2 separate regions of the Homo sapiens genome follow, and region 1 is linked to region 2. A link is a loop called in an ENCODE intact Hi-C map of the cell type or tissue named here. Cell type or tissue: endothelial cell of umbilical vein. All regions are shown on one strand. Each heading gives the region's core, and the rest is flanking DNA. Links, peaks and the distances in the headings are about the cores only. Region 1 overlaps ZNF81 (zinc finger protein 81). Region 2 has its middle 14 kb from the start of SPACA5.

The links. Hi-C counts contacts between places; a loop is a spot of excess contacts. Peaks named below come from ENCODE experiments on the same cell type or tissue, not always from the same donor. Only the 100,000 strongest peaks of a DNase experiment are listed, where the experiment ranks them.
Region 1: it touches region 2 in a loop (11-fold over the local background); 52 of 110 quality-filtered maps call a loop at or near these places.

Annotation. Positions count from the first base shown.
Region 1 is chrX:47,853,136-47,856,056 of GRCh38, forward strand. The region is part of intron 2 of ZNF81 (zinc finger protein 81); the gene reads left to right. Among named protein-coding and RNA genes, the nearest start is that of ZNF81, 18 kb to the left of the region's middle. In endothelial cell of umbilical vein, for the core only: no CTCF peak of the experiment used is centred there; no DNase peak of the experiment used is centred there.
Region 2 is chrX:48,019,658-48,022,578 of GRCh38, forward strand. No RefSeq gene overlaps it. Among named protein-coding and RNA genes, the nearest start is that of SPACA5, 14 kb to the left of the region's middle. RefSeq lists a silencer at 1,423-1,472. In endothelial cell of umbilical vein, for the core only: no CTCF peak of the experiment used is centred there; DNase peaks (open chromatin) are centred at 1,664 and 1,904; H3K4me3 peaks cover 823 bases; H3K27ac peaks cover 867 bases.

The sequences.
Region 1 (2,921 bases), core at 265-2,764, 170 kb before region 2:
CTGTAAACAGATGTGCTGTCATCCAGGCTTTGTTGTTCCATAATTCTTTTTTTTTTTTTTGAGATGGAGTCTCGCTCTGTTACCAGGCTGGAGTGCAGTGGTGCGATCTCGGCTCACTGCAACCTCGCCTCTGCCTCCTGGGTTCAAGCGATTCTCCTGCCTCAGCCTCCCGAGTAGCTGGGACTACAGACACACGCCACCACGCCCAGCTAATTTTTGTATTTTTAGTAGAGACAGGGTTTCACCATGTTGGCCAGGATGGTCTCGATCTCTTAACCTCGTGATCTGCCTGCCTTGGCCCCCCAAAGTGCTGGGGTTACAGGCGTGAGCCACCGTGCCCGGCCGATTTGGCATAATTCTTAAGGATCTTAGGATTTACAGAATGGTAAATGAGCATTGGCTTCACCTTTTTTGTTGTTGTTTGTTTGTTTGAGACAGGGTCTCATTGTGTCAGTCAAGCTGGAGTGCAGTGACGTTATCATAGCTCACTGTAACCTTGAGGTCCTGGGCTCAAACAATCCTACCTCAGCCTCCTGAGTAGCTGGGACTACAGGCATGTGCCACCATGCCTGGCTAATTTTTAAATTTTTTTTTTTAAGAGATGGGGTCTTGCTCTGTTGCCAGGACTGATCTCAAACTCCTGGCCTCGAGCAGTCCTCCCACCTTAGCCTCCCAAAGTGCTGGGATTACTGGTGTGAGCCACCATGGCTGGCTGGCTTCAACTTAAAGTAACCAGCTGCATTAATCCCTAACAAGAGAGTCAGCCTGTCCTTTGAAGGTTTGAAGCCAGGCATTTACTTCAGGCATTTACTTCTCTTCTCTAGCTATGAAAGTCCTAGCTGGCATGTTCTTCCAATATAAGGCTGTTTAATCTGCATTGAAAATCTGTTGTTTAGTGTAGCCATCTTCATCAATGATTTTAGCTAGATCTTCTGGATAACTTGCTGCATACAGCTTCTATGTTAGCACTTGAGCACTTGCTACTTCACCTTGTACTTTTATGTTATGGAGATGGCTTCTTTCCTTAAGCCTCACGAACCAACCTCTGCTAGCTTCAAACTTTGCTTCAGCAGCTTCCTCACCTCTCTCAAGCTTCGCAGAATTGAAGAGAGTTCAGGTCTTGTGCTTTTGAGTAGGCTTTGGTTTAATTAAGGGAATGTTGTGGCTGGTTTGGTCTTCTTTCCAGACCACTCAAACTTTCTCCATATCAGCAATAAACCTGTTTCACTTTCTTATCTTTCATGTGTTCACTGGAGTAGGACTTTTAATTTCCTTTAAGAATTTTTCCTTTGCATTCACAACTTGTCTGACTGGTGCAAGAAGCCTAGCTTTTTAGCCTAGCTTGGCTTTCAACAGGCCTTCCTCAATAAGCTCAATCATGTCTAGCTTTTGATTTAAAGGGAGAGACATGTGACTCTTCCTTTCACTTGAACACTTAGAGACCACTGAGGGTTATTAATTGGCCTAATTTCAATATTGTTGTGTCTCAGGGAATAGGGAGGCCCGAGGAGAGGGAGAGACAGGGAACGGGCCAGTAGGTGGAGCAGTCAGATCACACACAGCATTTATCAATTCAGTTCACCATCTTCTATGCGCATGGTTCGTGGTGCCCTGAGACAACGACAATAGTAACATCAAAGATCACTGATCACAGAGTACCATAACAGATATAATAATAGGCCGGGCGCGGCGGCTCACGCCTGTAATCTCAGCACTTTGGGAGGCCAAGGTGGGCAGATCACGAGGTCAGGAGTTCGAGACCAGCCTGGCCAAGATGGTGAAACCCCGTCTCTACTAAAAATACAAAATATTAGCCGGGTGTGGTGGCAGGTGCCTATAATCCTAGCTACTCGGGAGGCTGAAGCAGAGAATTGCTTGAACCCGGGAGGCAGAGGTTGCAGTGAGCCGAGATCATGCCACTGCACTCCAGCATGGGCGACACAGTGAGACTCTGTCTCAAACTAAAAAAATATGTACCCTAAAACTTAAAGTATAATAAAAAAAATTCTAACAATCAAAAAAATAAATAAATTAATTAATTAATTAAATAAAAATAAAAAAACCCCCAAATCTTCCACCTTAAAAAAAAGAGAAGAAACAGATATAATAATAATGAAAATGTTTACAATATTGTGAGGATTACCAAAATCTGACACAGAGACATGAAGTAAGCACATGCTGTTGTACAGATGGTCCCAATAGACTTGCTCTATCAGGGTTGCCACAAACCTGCAGTTTACGAGAAACACAATATCTCTGAAGTGCAGTAAAGTGCAATGAAACCATGTATGCCTATACATACATTCCAAGATATAACTCTGAGTATATTGGGTATATTTCTGGACCTTATCCTGTTCCATTGAGCTAATAGTCATAATCTTTATTATTCTAATTCCTCTATATTTGTTATTTCTTCTAATAGATGGTAGGGCTGTCTCTGATTACCCTTTTTTTCAGGAATTTACTGTTTTCTTGATTGTTTTCTTTTTTGTACACAATTTATAATTTACTTACCAAATTTAAAAATAATTATATTGCCATTGTAAATAAACTTGCATTAAACTTATATCTAAGATAGGGCCATTTGCTTCTTTATGATAATTCAGATTTCCTACTAAAGAATTGAGTATGGGCTGGGTGTGGTGGCTTATGCCTGTAATACCAGCACTTAGAGAAGCCGAGGCAGGTGGATCACTTGAGGTCAGGAGTTTGAGACCAGCCTGGCCAACACAGTGAAACTCTGTGTCTACTAAAAATACAAAAATTAGCCAGGCGTGATGGTGCACGCCTGTAATCCCACCTACCCAGGAGGCTGAGGCACAAGAATCACTTGGATCCAGGAGGTGGAGGTTGCAGTGAGCCGAGATCACGCCACTGCACTCCAGCCTGGGTGACATAGTGAGACTCTGCCTCAAAAAAAA
Region 2 (2,921 bases), core at 287-2,786:
AAAAAAATGACAAAATAATATAGACTTTCTTAAAAAGGGCAGAAGGGAAAGTACTGAACATGCTTAGGGACATCATGAATTCTGAGCCTAAAAAGGAAAAGGGCAGACCTTTGGGTTGCTCAGGCTGTTCTGAAACCCCAGATGTGGAAAAACTACATATAGATCAGAAAAGAATTTGAAGGGCATGAGGTTTACTGATTCTTCCTGATGATCAAGGTCCATATATTGAGCCAGAACATAAGAGCTATTTGTGCAGACATGGCTTTGATTTCCTGAAGAGTCACATATTTTTAGTTCTGCTTTAGCAGGACACCTTTGGTTGACATGCAGACATATTTTAAGTCACAGCAGAGCAATCCTATCTCTGTATTTATCACAAGATTGCTGATAAGGGACTTGGCTGACGCATCAGAGAACTGTCTTATCAAAGAAATCTTTGCTTCTGAGGAAGTGGCTTACTTTCTCTGTATGGGTGAGATAAATAAAGCAAATGAGCTTTTTTCCCCCTCTATGTTGTGGCTTCTAGGAAGCTCAGAAAAATAACTGTAGCTCAACATAATTATGTAGAATCCTATGATCTACATATAGACATTTCAACCTGGCCTTGGTTTTGCTCTACTTCCCTATTCCATTTTATGTGTTTATATGTATCCATTTTATGGTATTAATAATAGTATAATAATAATATTAAACTCATATATAAGACTTACGTATGTGCTAGGCATTGTTGTAAACACTTATATTGACTCAATTGATCTACACAACAACCATACAAGGCAGGTATTATTATTATTATCATTAACATCATCATCCCTATTTTACAGTTAGAGAAACTAAGGCACAAAGAGGTTAAATGACGACTCTGTCCGCAGACCACCAGCCCTCTCACTTCCGTTCGATGTAAACTCTCTGCCCCGCCTCATACCCTGCTCTGATGTTAAGATCCGAATGCTTATTCAGGCAAGGTCCCCTTGTGTTTCCAAAATCAGTCACAACTTCCTCTGACAGCCACCTTTTTCCGACCTTTATCCTGCATTAATTAGGTACTGCCAGTCACTATACTTGCTCATGCGCAGTACCGTTCCCAAAGCCGTCGGTGCTAGCAGCCAAAGTTGTTCTGTGGTTTTCTTTAATTTAATGATTAAATTTTTTTAATTGTACATATTTGTAGGGTGCAGAGTGGTATTTCAATACATGCATACAATGTGTAATGATCAAATCAGGGTAATTAGCATGTGCATCACCTCAAATATTTATCATTTCTTTGCGTTGGGAATATTCAAAATCCTCTCTTCTAGGTATTTGAAAATGTACAATAAATTATTGCTAACTATAGTTATTAAGCAGTGCTATAGAACACCAAAACTTTTTTGTTCCTTAACTGCAATGATTGTACGTATTTGGCTGGCAAGAAAAATGGCCGTGCCAGTAAACCAGCTTGTCAAGGGAGCAGGCATCTTTACAGCCCTTACCATTCCGTACAGGAGAGTAATATGCCTTTTAAAGTTTGGAAAAGATAGAACTCCGAGAGGACTTTGAAAACTTGGCGATAAAAGTGGGGCCCTTTGTGCAAAGCTAGTGACGGGCAAATTATGGGCGTGTTTGGGGGGGTTTCAAGAGAACGGGTATGTAAAAATGTTGAGTTCAGGACCACAGACCCCTCCGCCGGGAGATACCACTGCGGAGACGGGGGACGCCTGAAATGGTACGGACATCCCTGGTACCTATTACCGGGGAAAAAGGATGCAGAGCCGGTGATAATACATTCCTCCACCGGTCAGTATCAGTGGGGAGATGGGGAGAACGTGTGGAGCTGGTACTCCTCTCAAGAAAATAACAGTAGGGAGATAGATACTATTAAGCTAGCGGTGGCGAAGGCTCAGGTTGGTACAGTCCGTTGTGGGAGATACCACTGGTGCAAATAGGGAGGTGTGGTACAATCTGCCCACGGAGAAAGAAACGTGAAGAAAGTGACATTGGTAAACATAGGCGCAGGGAGAGTTGGAGACATAAGCCCAGGGATAAAGGGGCCCAGGTGAGGTGGAATATTAGTCGGAGACTAGGTGAGAAGACAGATCTGATCGCGACCCCGCCAGGACTACATTCCATCCTCCTCCTGGGAAACTGTTGCAGAGAGATTTGAGAGGGCGGAGATTCCAGGGTCCCAGTCCTATGAGGCCTCCCTGAGGCCTAGGGGAATAAACAGGAGACAGACAGTGATCAGGTTCCGGACCTCAAACACTCTCCCCTATTAATCATATTCTACCAATTGATCACCTGAAAGAAAATGCACAGGTGAGCCCTTTCAGCTTATTGCAATAGGGAAAACTTTTCTTAATGAGGAACATCCCAAAGACAAGGAAAGAGACCTCGGGTTGTATAGAGGCAGGTAAGCAAAAGAGTCATCCTTGAGTCATCAATCAGGACAGATAGAGATAGGTCTTATCTCAGAATGTGTAAATACATTAGGGACTACTATAGACTGAATTGCGCCCCTTCCCCCCCCCCCCCCCCATTCATACGTTGAAGCCCAAACTGTCAATGTGATGGTATTTGAGGATGGGGCCTTTGGGAGGTAATTAAGGCTATATGAGGTCATGAGGGTGGGGCCTTGGTCTAATGGGATTAGTGCCCTTATAAAAACAGACGTCCAAGAGTTTGCTCACTCTCTCTCCATTTGCACAAAAAAGAGGTGATGTGAAAACACAGTAAGAAGGCAGTTGTCTGCAAGCCTTATGGCTTTCTTTATAGAGAACCCTCACCAGGAACCAAATCAGCTGGCCCCTTCATCTTGGACTTCTCCCAGCCTCCAGAACTATGCCAAATAAACTTCTGGTTTAACCCGTCCAGTCTGTGGCATTTTATTATGGCAGCCCAAGCAGGTAATCCAGGGACTTTTGCAGTTAGCCCTTTGCTGGAAC